2 separate regions of the Homo sapiens genome follow, and region 1 is linked to region 2. The links are chromatin contacts, found by Hi-C or POLR2A ChIA-PET in ENCODE. All regions are on one chromosome and are shown on one strand. The core of a region is the stretch at or near the end of the contact, and the rest is flanking DNA. Distances in the headings are between cores, read along the strand shown. Region 1 overlaps BACH2 (BACH transcriptional regulator 2). Region 2 overlaps BACH2 (BACH transcriptional regulator 2).

Region 1 (5,851 bases), core at 3,155-5,654, 57 kb before region 2:
GTTCTCTTGCCTCAGCCTCCCGAGTAGCTGGGATTACAGGTGCACACCACCACACTCGTCTAACTTTTTGTATTTTTAGTACAGACAGGGTTTCACTATGTTGGCCAAACTGGTCTTGAACTCCTGACCTTGTGATCCGCCCTCCTGGGCCTCCCAAAGTGGTGGGATTATAGGCGTGAGCCACCGCAAGCAGCCAACTCTGAGCATTTTTAGGCACTAACATTCCAAGCGTCTGAGATTCCAAATAGGAAAGTGCTATTTTAAATGACTCTTTAAGCTACCATTACAGATAACTGTAAGAAATATTCAGGCCTGAAAAAATGTTCATTCATCACCAAAATGTGAATCACTTCTAATTGATTTACTATTTCTGCTCTTCTGCTAATAACAGAATTTTGTCACTATCCACAAACATTCCAGAACACTTATCTTACAGAACAGAAAAGCAGTTGTCTATAGTAAAAACACTCCAAGTTTCCCTTACATGTCACACTGTAGAAAGGAAACAAAACCCATTTATTTTCTCAACTATCTTGCCTGTGATAGTCTGTGTACGATAAAATTTATAGAAAACTAAAATGCTAGAGTCCCTACAGACTTCAAAGATAATCTGGCCCACTGATTTCTTTGTAAGCTGAAGCCCCTTGGCGAATCTGATGGGAGCTATGAACCATTCTCCCTCCAGAAAAATGTATATGCATACCAAATATTGTATTCACTTCCCAGCATTTTAGAGACAACCCCTGAAGCCAACCTAGGCTAAGACCCCAGACCAACGACTCTGATCTAATTCCACTGCTTTGTTTCACATATGGAGACACCAAGTTCCAAACAGGGGATGTGGCTTGGCCATAATTGCTCGGCAGAAACTATGAGAAAGTAAACTGGATGAAACTGAAAATGATGCAGATAGCAACTCTGAACCATCACAAATCAGGCCTATCATTTTGCTAGGAAAGGAGAAAAGGTGAAGTGTTTCAAGAGGAGAGCTTTCTTTCATTTTAGGTTTCTGGTTGAGCTTCTCACTGGTTTTCTTCATCTTGCCTTCGGGCCAGGCCCATCCGTGACTTAAGGCTACCTTTTCTTGTGTTTGCTTCTGTAAATCAGTAAGACCTGCATAACCTGGCCACATTCAGAAAGGAGGGCAAGTGTGAGAGTGTGAAGTAGAAACCAGTTTTAAGGAACTGTAAGAGTTCTAAAGAACTCTAATTTGGTCACATAATGGATATTTAAGAAGTATTCTGAATCAAACACTGCTCACATATTTAAGGAAGTGGCAGTCTACTAAACTGTCACCGAGTAAAAGTCCTAGAGACTTGCTTTAATGATTAGATGGAACAAATTTTCAACTACTGCATTCATCCGCACATTTGCAAATGGCTCATTCTTTTAAGAACTAAAACATTCATTCTGGGATTTTGTATTTGTGTTTAGTTCATTGCAAATTTACTCAATATATTTCGAATTCAATTCAACAAATACGCTTAGGACATTCCAATGTGACGGAATGGAAACGTGCATGGATTTTGGAGTCACTAAGATCCAAATTCAAATATTGGATCTGCTTTATCTAGACACGTGATTATTGGGCTCATTACTTAAGGGTCTCTGCGTTTCCCCATCTGTAAAGTGGGAATAATACCAACTACTGTGCAAATTGGGTTTGAAAATTAGCAATAATATAGTCTATTGTAAAGAGGCTAATGCAGTATCTGGCAAACAGGGATTCCATAAAATGGTAATACTTAAAATAATGATTATTTATCAAATATCTACAAAGGACAAACTTCATCCTAGACCCTTCTCTAAAATCTGAATTCATAATATCAAAATGAATGAGGATTTAATTCATTCTTAAAATGACTCGAATACTTGCTAAGATTTTGACATATTAAAAACTATAACCATTATAAATGAAAAGGCCACTGTTCAAATGACTAGCTTTGCTACAGTACAACTGTCAGTTTTTTGACCAAAAGGAAATTTATAATACCATTGGTGGGTTTTAAGTCTTTAGGTAAAAACTGTGTTTTAAAGTAACAGAACAATAAGACAGCAATATAGTGGTTTCTTAATGACTAAAATCTTACATTACATATTATGGTTCAGTATTAATGTGCTTTCACACTACCTACTGAGTTTTCAGACTGCAACTACTTATCCTTTTCAAATTGCTATCACTCTCTTTTTCATGGGAGATTTCTTACAAATTCCTTGGAGAATCCAAAAATTTACAGTGGAAATTTTTTCTCGATTCCTTTTTTTTTTTTTAAAGAATAAACCTATTCAACAGGTAAATCTAAATAATTTTTAGCAGTTCTAAATGTAGAGAATTCATAACTTCTTATTGTAATTGAAAAGGAACATACAAAGCAATTAGTCACTTACAAAACCCACGTTCAACCTTCAAAATAATGACTAACTTGATAGGAGAGGCAAGACTTCTTTAATTAAATACTAAAGTCTAGCCATTTGAGATAAGCAAAGCAGGTTATACAACCGTCTTCTGCACTCACAATATCCTTTTCTCCCTCTTGGAAATATATCATTTTTCAGCAATAGTAGAACATGTAACAAAAAAAGTTACTGTACTGTAGAAAATCACTCTAACCACAAGCTAAGTTTTTGGCTAAGAGTTAAACTTCATTCATTTGGATTTCACTAGTTTCACAAGAAGAAAAAGTGATTAACCCTAGTGTAAGTAAAATTCCCTTGAGAATATATTAGATTCTTAAGAAAACAAAACAGTAAGCAACCTTAGGCACTCACTTACATATAAATCCTTAGGGTGTTAACTGAAAAGCATTCCTAGCCATGCTAGAATAGGATTCTCAAACTTGAACACTGATTACCTTTTTGAGAGCTCTCTGGACAGGTGTGCTCAGAAGCACTGGAAGATACAGGAGAGTTTGATACACATTCTGAGAAAGATGGGGTGGCTCCTGTGTGTGCATGTGGCCATCTAGCACAATCACTATTCAGCACGGGACTACATTTCCCAGGCCACTTCACCTCCAGGTGCAGCCACGTGACTAGTGCTCAACAAAGGAATATGAGAAAAGATGGTGCTTTACTTCAAGGCGACTGTGATTAAGAAGTGAGGTGCAGACAATTGCAAGATGGTGTTACAGGATGAATTATGTCCCCTCAAAATTCACATGGTGAAGTCCTAACCCCCAGTACCTCAGAAAGTGACCTTATTTGAAAATAGGACCATTACAGATGTAATTAGTTAAAATGAGGTCATACTGGAAGAGAGTGTGCCCCTAATCCAATATGACTGGTGTCCTTATAAAAAGGGAAAATTTGGATACACACAGGAAAAGAGGGAAGATGATGTGAAGAGACTCGGGAAAAGGTGACCTTCTACAAGCCAAGGAGCAAGGCCTGGAAGAGATCCTTGCCTCACAGTCCGCAGAAGAAACCAACCCTGCTGACACCTTGATCTTCGACTCCTAGTCTGCAGAACTGTGTGACCACACATTTCTGTTGTTTAAGCCACCCAGTCTGTGGTACTCTGTTACAGCAGCCTGAGCAGACAAAATAGATGGTGAGGCCAGAAGACGGAAGGCACCTGAGTTCAGGATTCCTGAATCACCTCTCAATAAAAGCACTTCACTGATCAGAAATACTTCCACTGGGCTGAGAGCTGAGCAAGAAAGGAAACTAGTTGTGTCAAACCATTCAATTTTGAGGGCTTATCTGTTATACCAGCTGTCATTACCTACTATAGGACCTAATTAATTTAAGTGGCAAGTAATTTTAAATTATTTTACATGAAAACAAACATGGACCTATCACATATCACAGGGAACAATCCATGTAAAATTTTAGGATTAAAAACACTTCAAAGAAAATTTGAATTTACAGGAAGATATTTTGGGGTAAATTCTCTCAAATCCTCCATAGGGTATAAATTTACTCTCTTCTGCCAATAGAAGTAGAATTTCCTCAAGAATATTAAACAAGTCACAATGTCAAAGTTGCTGGAACTTCAACTACGCCACATAATCCACTTAATTTTTTTTTTTTGAAATTAAGTGGAGCATTTCTATCAAGTAGCCCAAGTATGTAAAATTTTACTTGGGTACTAAAGATGAGAACACTGTGAAATGAGTTATCAGCCTTTTCCAAAGTTCTCAATATTTTTATAATCAATCTGAAAAGAAGTCACTAGGTACAGAATACCTTCTGTTTGAATATGGACAAAAAATGTACCCTCTTTTATGACAGGGTAACTGATACAGAATAAATACTGGATACCATTTTCCATTTTTGATTTTTTTTTTCTGACATGAAGAAAAAATGAAATGATAACTATCTTCGGTAAGACTTAGAGTTATAGTTCAAAATACCTCAAAAGCCGAGCTGGCAGCTGGCTTCTCATGTTTATAGAAAAGCTAGGATGATTCAGCCTGAGCTCAGAGCTCAATTTAGATCATAGCATCTGGATTCAAAACACATGTGAGATGTGGCAGCCGATTTTCAGGTCATGACTGATCCAAGACAGAGATTGCAGACCACTCACCAGCATTATTCCAAATGGAGAAAGTGCCTGAGAGAAACAGAAGTCTCAAAGGTATTTGGAAGCCCACTCCAAACTGTTAGGGAACAGGTAACATCAGCATTTTCTGCATCCAGCAGCTTTAAGCAGGTGCCGCAGAAGCCAAGGGCCTGAGGATGACACTGAACAGCTTTGTCATGACATTCAGCCTTGCCATGGTCAGAAAACATCCCTCACCCATGACTTCTTTCCTGAACTGGCTATTGTTCAGATTAAACTATGGGAATCTGGTAATAAATTGGAAAACCTCTGACAGCACACACTTCCTGCTAAGATCTGTGTTTAACTTTGCTTTGTTTCGAAGAGAAAAACTGTAGTAAAGAAAAAGGAAAAATAAATGTAAATGCCCTTTTTCTTGATGAGAAGAAATCATAGTCACAGTAATTCTAATATAAACTACACAATGAAATCTAAAAGAAGAGGGGAAAATCCCCAGCTCAGTTTCAATCTCTATTGGAATTCACCTTGTGCCTTCCTTGATTTTCCTTGGATATGACATGTCCAGATGTGGGTGATTCTGCAGCTATGGATTTTATGTGCAATAAAAAAATGCTTCTCCTGCTGCTTTTCCTCACCTCCCCCCTCCCCCATCTCTTTTCCTCTCTCTCCTCCTTGTCTCTTTGTTGTGAATGTCAGGGCTGTCAGTGTCACAGTCTGACATGATTAGCGTTTCTGACATTACACCAAGAAGCAGACAGAGAGCAAGGAGAGCGAGCAGAGGGGAAGGCAGTTATGAGTAGCCATTTAAAGAAGTCCAAGGAAAAAACAAGCACAACCACCTTTCTCTGAGGTTCCTTGATTACAGGGCAGTTTATAAATCACCTTGGATTTTTCTCATTTATCCTATTAGTCTGTTTTCCTGTTCCTCTGGAGATCCCTAAGGTGTGGATCTAGTCTGTGAGATCAAAGCCAGCGGCTCTAATAACAGATAAGACAGAATTCGTGATTCAGCGGATTCTAAGGTTGTGAAGTGTAACAATCAGCGCACTTTGGGAAGATAGCGCCAGTCCATTTCGAGTATTGATTCGCTGCACTTTGTCACTCTAATGATGTTATCTCATTAAAAGAGATAAATGCCCCACTGTTCTTCTAAGAGCATCTGCTTCTTACTCTTCTCTCTTTTTCAACAGCATGGCTCTCAGCAGCAGCACATTAAAATCAAATTGAAATCCAATGCAAGGCTTGGCTACAGAGCAGCTAAGGTATCTTTTTAATTGCTTTTTCCTACTCTCAACCCCCTTCCAGCTCCTCCACTACAGTCCTTCAAAGAAACAAGCAACATAAAGA
Region 2 (6,573 bases), core at 2,752-5,251:
AAACTTAGAGGAATTCTTCACTCCCCTAAAGTATAGCCTCTACCTACTTTTTTAGTCTAATTTCTTCTTATTCACCATCATCCACCCTATGCTTCAGTTAAAAAGGGTTAATAGCTATCCCTGGAATGTCTTCCCATCTCCATGCCTTTACCCAAGTGGTTCCCATGCCTAGAATTTCCTCCCTCATAGCTTCAGCTGTCAAAGTTGAACCCATTCTTCAAGTAGCACTTCGGTCTCTGCTTTATCCAGGATGCTCTCTGATGTCCCTAATCAGACAGCATTTCTTAATCTTCATCCCTACAGCATTCTGTATCTTTCTTGGAGATTAATTTTACTCTCTTATATGTTATACTCATCACATTCAAGTGTCTTCTAGCTTAGAGTATATCATAGGTGCTCAACAAATGTTTGTTACATGAATGAATACATATGCTCCTTGAGAGAAAGGCACTAATTTTATTCCTCATTGTGTCTCTTTGCTATCTCCCCAAGGTGAGACCTCTGCAAAGCCAGGCAACAACCCGTCCACATGTACTCAGCACCTAGAACAGCACATCATAGTGCACTGTCAACAATCTACAGATGTTTGTGAAATCAACCAATTAACTAATCTGCTGTCGTTTTTTCAGTACTTAACACTCCTGACAGAATTGCACATTCTTAGAATTGGATATTTATATTTTTCATTTAATAAAAAATATTTTTAAATTATTATTCAATAACTCTTCCTTGAGTGTGTCCTGCTTGCTAGGAAGTGGATATTACATACAGCAGACAAAATAGCCGTGATCCCTAATGGGCTCATAGACTAATGGGAGAGAAAACTATTAAAGAAACAAATGTATGGCCAAATATGAAATTAAAATTCTAATAAGGGCTGGGAAAGAAAGGAGAAAGCAAAGTATGGACAACTGGGTGGTGCTCATTAAGGGTGGAGATCAGGGAAGGCTTCTCAGAGGATGTGATGTTAAAATGCAAGTGAAGGATGAACGAGAGTTAGAAAAATGAAAAGTGGGAGGTGGGGTGGGCATTTCAGGGAGAAAAGCAGCCTCAGGAAGAGCCTGGTGCACCTGGTCACAGTGGTGGTATGGGGTCAATGAAGGGAAAATGGCTGCATGAGGCCAGAGAGCCTGGCTGGGGCCAGGTCAGCAGACTCCCACCAACTCCGGGGAGGAGGCTGGATTCTTAGTGCAACAGGAAGCCATGGCAGGGCAGATGAAGAATAAATGAACTGGCTGCTTCACTACTACCCTGTCCCAAGGGCCCAGACCATGAAACGGTCTTTTATTTGGTTTCAAATCCAAATAAAAACCTATGTAGGTATAGAATCAAAAGAAGGAGTTAAAAATTTGGGAAGGTTTTATACATTTTCCTGTTAACAGAAAATTTAAATATAAAAATATTTTATTATCTCAGAGAGGCAACAGAGATTTATGCTCTTTGATTCAGAGATAAACTTTGTCTTGTAGAATGGGAAAAAATGACTAGGTAAGATGATTTTCCTTTATCACTTTTCAGAAGACAAGTCATAATGGAAATGACTCAAGATACCACAATTTGGAAGATGAGTGACTGTCTTTGCCATGGGAGCAGAGTGAGGGTTTGCTAAACATCAGCTGAAAGGAGAGATGTGCTCTTGCTCTTAGTTACAGACAGGCACTGTATGTGATGTGGCCCCATAAAAATCCTGGCAGATGATGTAGCTTCCTGTCATCTTCCTCCCATAACTGCAAAGTCCAGGAGACAGAGTCCCCTTTCCTTGGTAGAAGGAAGTAAACTTTGGCATAAGACACATTTTGTGCCAACTACCTAACAGCAATGTTTAAATAAAAATAAAATGCTATTGGAGCATTTCAATACATATCATAAAAACAGGCCAGGCGCAGTGGCTCATGCCTGTAATGCCAGCACTTTGGGAGGCCAAAGTGGGCAAATCACTCGAGTCCAGGAGTTCGAGACCAGCCTGAGCAACATGGTGAGACTCCCATCTCTACTACAAACACAAAAATTAGCAGGGTGTGGTGGTGCGTGCCTATAGTCTCAACTACTCGAGAGGCTGACGTGGGGGAATCACCTGAGCCCAGGGAGCTGCTGAGGCTGCCACGAACCATGATTGCGCTACTGCACTCTAGCCTGGTTGACAGAGTGAGACCCTGAAAAACAAAATGAAACAAAACCTAAGATTGAACAACAAAAAGCAACACTAAGCATTTTATCCAGAAGCAAGAAAACCCTACCAAGAATTTGTATTTGTTCATCAGAATAGATAACCCAAATGAATACTCCACAGAACAAGACTGCCGTTTATTTAATAGGTGGTAGGTTTTTAAATGGGAGATAGGTTATTTCTTCCTTTCTCCCCACCCACAGAGTTTTGGCCACTTCCAGACCATGTTCAGCTGACATTCTTTTCAAAGACTCAAAAAAAGGTAATGCACTCTCAGTGGAAAGGTAGTGTTCCACCAGTTTTGGTAAATACTGATCTAGGCCTGAACTTTTGATTTCTGAATGAAAGAACAAGATGATTCATATATGCCTTAAGGAAAAAGTAAGTCTGGTGACCAGATCTGAATGAAAGCAAAAAGGCTTGAATTTAAAAAGCGAATCCTGTTTAAATTTTGGGCAAATCATCTAACATATCCTCTTTCCTTTTGCAATCTACACTAAGAATACTATTTTTTTTTCCAGTTTAAGAAAAGTTGACCTACCAAAGCCAGAACTGCTAAATAATTACAAAACAGTTGTTTTAGAAATCACTTCACCCTCCGAAAGGAGTCAACTTTCCATGTATACTTAAAATCACTCATAAAAATGGATTTACCATTTAAGAAATAATTTTCAAACACACATGTAGTTTGTCAAATGAAGCCTCACTGTTCATTCATTCATTCATTCATTCATTCGACAGATATTGATTGAGCCCTGTTATGGGCCAGATGCTGATTGTGGCACTTGTGATACAGCAGTGAACAGAAGAGTCTAAACTCCCTGCCCCAATGGTGCTTGCATTCCTGTGTTACGTCCACACAGCTGTGTAACTGACTCTGAAGAAAAATGAGCTTTTAAAACATAATAAACATTTCAGTTTTGCCAGATGAAAAATTCTAAAGATTTGTTACACTACAATGTAAATATAGCTAATATTACTGAGTTATATACTCAAAAATGGTTAAGAGAATAAATGTGTTCATTTAACCAAAAATTTTTTTAAATGAAAAAAATAAGCATAACAAACATTTACTGAGTACTTACCATGTTAGGCAGAGCATCATCTCATTTAATCACAACAACCTTAGCAGGAAGGCACTATTATTATTCTGTTTTACAGATGGGTACACTGAGGCACAAAGAGGTTAAACAATTTATCCAGGATCACATATCCAAGGGATAGAGCTGAGATATAGGCCCAAGTAATCTGATACCAGCAACTTGTCTCCTAACTCCATACAAAAAGTTTCAAAGATAATACTATTTTCAGTTGGAACTACAGTTAATAATACAAAAATAGTAATAATAATATAGTACAAGGAATAATAATCAACTTTTTTTTTTTAATCCTGATGATTTGTAACCCAACTTACTGTCCTTTTGATGGCCATTTTTTCCTAAAAACCTCAGTGTTGAACAAACTGCTTTCAACCACTTCTCTGTAAGCCATAATATTCTTTTCCTTCAAATGGAAATAAAGAAAAATCACACAGGATGGTTTCTTTTAGACAAGATCAGGCACGTTCAGGGTGGTGTGGCCATAGACGCGGATGGTTTCTTTTAAAACAGACATTACTGAAACTGTAAATATTTTTAGCCTTTTGTACTTTTCATCCAGCAGCTTAACTGAGAATGATATAGAAACATTTAAAAATAGCCACTCAGTACTCTGAAAACCATTAGTTTAGCACATACCCAGCACCTGCTTGACACATCTTAATCAACACTCTTTTGCTAGTCATATTAAAAAAAGAGAGAACCCTTTTGCTTTCAGAATTTTTTCCCTTAAAAAACGTATGTGTCACCAGGGTATTTTGCCCTCTCTCTTTCTAACTTAGAGGGTAACACCTGGAGTAAGTCATGGGTGACTAATGAAGATGCAACTTTCCCCTCAGCATGATATACTTCACAGGATGGAAGTAAAAGCTTCTAATAGGAGCATTTATTACAATTGTTAGGATTGTAATGGAAAGTTAATTTTGTTTTATAGTTTGTAGAAATGATTCAGGATGATATGAGAACACTTTCTATAAACCTGCACTGATAAAAGGAAGATGATAGTGATGACACATGATATACTTTCTGAGTTGTTTTTCCAGGGGTGGGAAAGTTCAATCCACAGATTTCAAGACAGAAAGAAGAAAGGAAAGGAGAAGGAAGGAAGAAAGAAAACAAAATTTTTTTTAGAATTGACTATGCTCAAATACACTGTGCTTTTTAGCATCAAACTTTCAACCATGGTCTGAGCAGCACTATGTTGTAACAAAACTGGAGTAGCCAGCCTGAGCAAACATGAACATCACAATATTTTAAAGTTCAAATAACATAAGGCACCAGTTTTAAGACTGCCCGGGTATCCTTTTTAGCAATACAAAGATTCACACAACTTGGTGACAGACAGCTTTTCCCTCCAGCCAAATCTGATGAAGACTTGATAATATCACCTGCCATAATCAAAATTCCTGGGCACATGGGAAGGTCTCTGACTCAAATCAAAGAGAGCTTTGGGCCCCAAAGCTATGGGCCCCACAGCTATGGGCTACCAAAGAAAGGTTATAACCAGGCTCCAGTGTAAACCATTTTGTTTCTTTTAACAGTTTTAGATCTTCTAAAGTATATGAGATGATATTAATAAAATTTAAATTTCCTGCTAAATTTTTTTAGTCTCTTTCCTTAAAAGTAAAACTTACAATGATCAGAAAGCATGCTTTCTTCTGGCTTTATCATTCAACTTCCCAGGCAAAGATGATCAACAGCAACACTCTTATCTAAAGCAAAAGTAATGGATATGATTATCACTCTGGACAGAAAGTCTGTATTTGCCCATTTTTATCAATGATTGAGACAATGATCCAGAAGCTGTATTGGTACAAAAACACAACACCAGGGATGCCAGAAACAGGATTACAAAAGTTCTCACAAGGTTAAAAATAGACCAAAATGAATATAGTCAAGTTTACTAGGCTCAAATGTGAGGTCCTGTATGGTCAGTACATGGAGGTCCAGCAGCCTCTTGATTCAATACAGGCAGTGTGATGGGTTTGCAAAAATGTACTCTTAGGCTGCATTAATAAAGACACTGTTCTCAAGGCCAGATAAGCCACAGTCCCTCTCAAACTGCTCAGAAAGAGTAGCTTTAGGGCCAGGTGCAGTGGCTCACGCCTATAATCCCAGCACTTTGGGAGGCCAAAGCAGGCGGACCACTTGAGGTAAGGAGTTCAAGACCAGCTTGGGTAACATGGCAAAACTCGTCTCTACAAGACATACACAAATTAGCTAGGCATGGTGGTATGCAACTGTAGACCCAGCTACTTGGGAGGCTGAGGCAGGAGAATTGCTTGAGCCTGGGAGGTGAAGGGTGCAGTGAGCCAAGATTGCGCCATTGTACTCCAACCTGGATGACAGGAGTGAAATCTTGCCTCAAAAAAAAAAGGGAGGTACTTCTATAATTTGTCCACTACCTTTTAAGGAACTTTCTGATAAACTGGAGAAAGCAAAAAGGAGTGAGATCAGAATGACTGTGGAACTAATATTATGAGAAATATTGAGGGGAACTGGGCATAGATAACTTTGAAAAAGACTTTATTATGGCAGATTTGCCAAGTAAACTGATAATTAGAATTATTTTCGATATAGAAATTAGGATACCTTAGAAGAGGTATCTGCATTTGATGGGTGTTAAACTTCAGGATGTTTAAGGTCTTGCTCAACTCTACCAATCTGTAATTACATGGGGAAAAGTGCTATGTCCCTCATGAAATTAAATACTAAGAACTGGAGGGAGGCTGCATCAACAGATTTTCTGTATCATGTATTGAAGAGTTAATTTTCTCCAACCAAGCTAGTGAATGAAAGGGTAACTCAAGATGAAATAATGATGTCAAAGCATTTTTAATATACCTCGTGGAAGAATCCAAGTGTATTTTAAAGAGAAAACACAGCACTTGTTACACCATATATTTCATATTTGACCTGAAGTTGGTTACACAGAGGCCTTAGTCATAATAAAAAACTTCTCTCTGCTCAAATGCAGTATGTACATAGTCATAAATGAAAACATCATTGCCGAACTATTTTTTTTAAACTATCATGGCACAAATTGCTTTTAACAAAGAAGTCATATTCCAAAAGACCTTTTGTACACAATTGTGCAGTGTATCTTTGTCTTACTGTTTAGTATCCTAAAAGAAATAGTTTTCAAAATATCTACATTCATTTATAAAAACTTGAATGCAGGTAATTTAGCAACAAATCACAACTAGCTGAGAACTGACATAAAAGAATGATCTCCAGGGCCAGAAATAAACCCCAAAAGATAAGACATACTAGAAAAACATGAGAGAGAGAAACAAAATCAATAGACTA

What was found. Hi-C counts contacts between places; a loop is a spot of excess contacts on that map. ChIA-PET counts read pairs that join two places held with the same protein, here RNA polymerase II (POLR2A). Pooled maps may share reads with other maps.
Region 1: a loop to region 2 is called in a map of breast epithelium, with 27 times the contacts of the local background. The contact joins two enhancer-like sites. A Hi-C loop is called at or near these places in 3 of 168 maps with a recorded cell type or tissue (CD4-positive, alpha-beta T cell, astrocyte of the cerebellum and breast epithelium), 1 of 37 single-sample maps with no recorded cell type and 7 of 50 pooled maps. POLR2A ChIA-PET finds 5 or more read pairs at or near these places in 9 of 52 experiments (CD4-positive, alpha-beta T cell, OCI-LY7, T-cell and 6 more).

Annotation. Positions count from the first base shown.
Region 1 is chr6:90,190,048-90,195,898 of GRCh38, forward strand. The region is part of intron 4 of BACH2 (BACH transcriptional regulator 2); the gene reads right to left. Among named protein-coding and RNA genes, the nearest start is that of BACH2, 100 kb to the right of the region's middle. RefSeq lists a silencer at 4,583-4,877. Within about 2 kb of position 4,405, at least 3 of the 41 ENCODE cell types and tissues checked have a DNase peak (open chromatin) inside an H3K27ac peak, as active enhancers do.
Region 2 is chr6:90,247,615-90,254,187 of GRCh38, forward strand. It overlaps BACH2 (BACH transcriptional regulator 2), which reads right to left. Exons shown (of 9, transcript NM_021813.4): 3 at 4,899-4,976. Among named protein-coding and RNA genes, the nearest start is that of BACH2, 46 kb to the right of the region's middle. RefSeq lists an enhancer at 3,981-4,070. Within about 2 kb of position 4,002, at least 3 of the 41 ENCODE cell types and tissues checked have a DNase peak (open chromatin) inside an H3K27ac peak, as active enhancers do.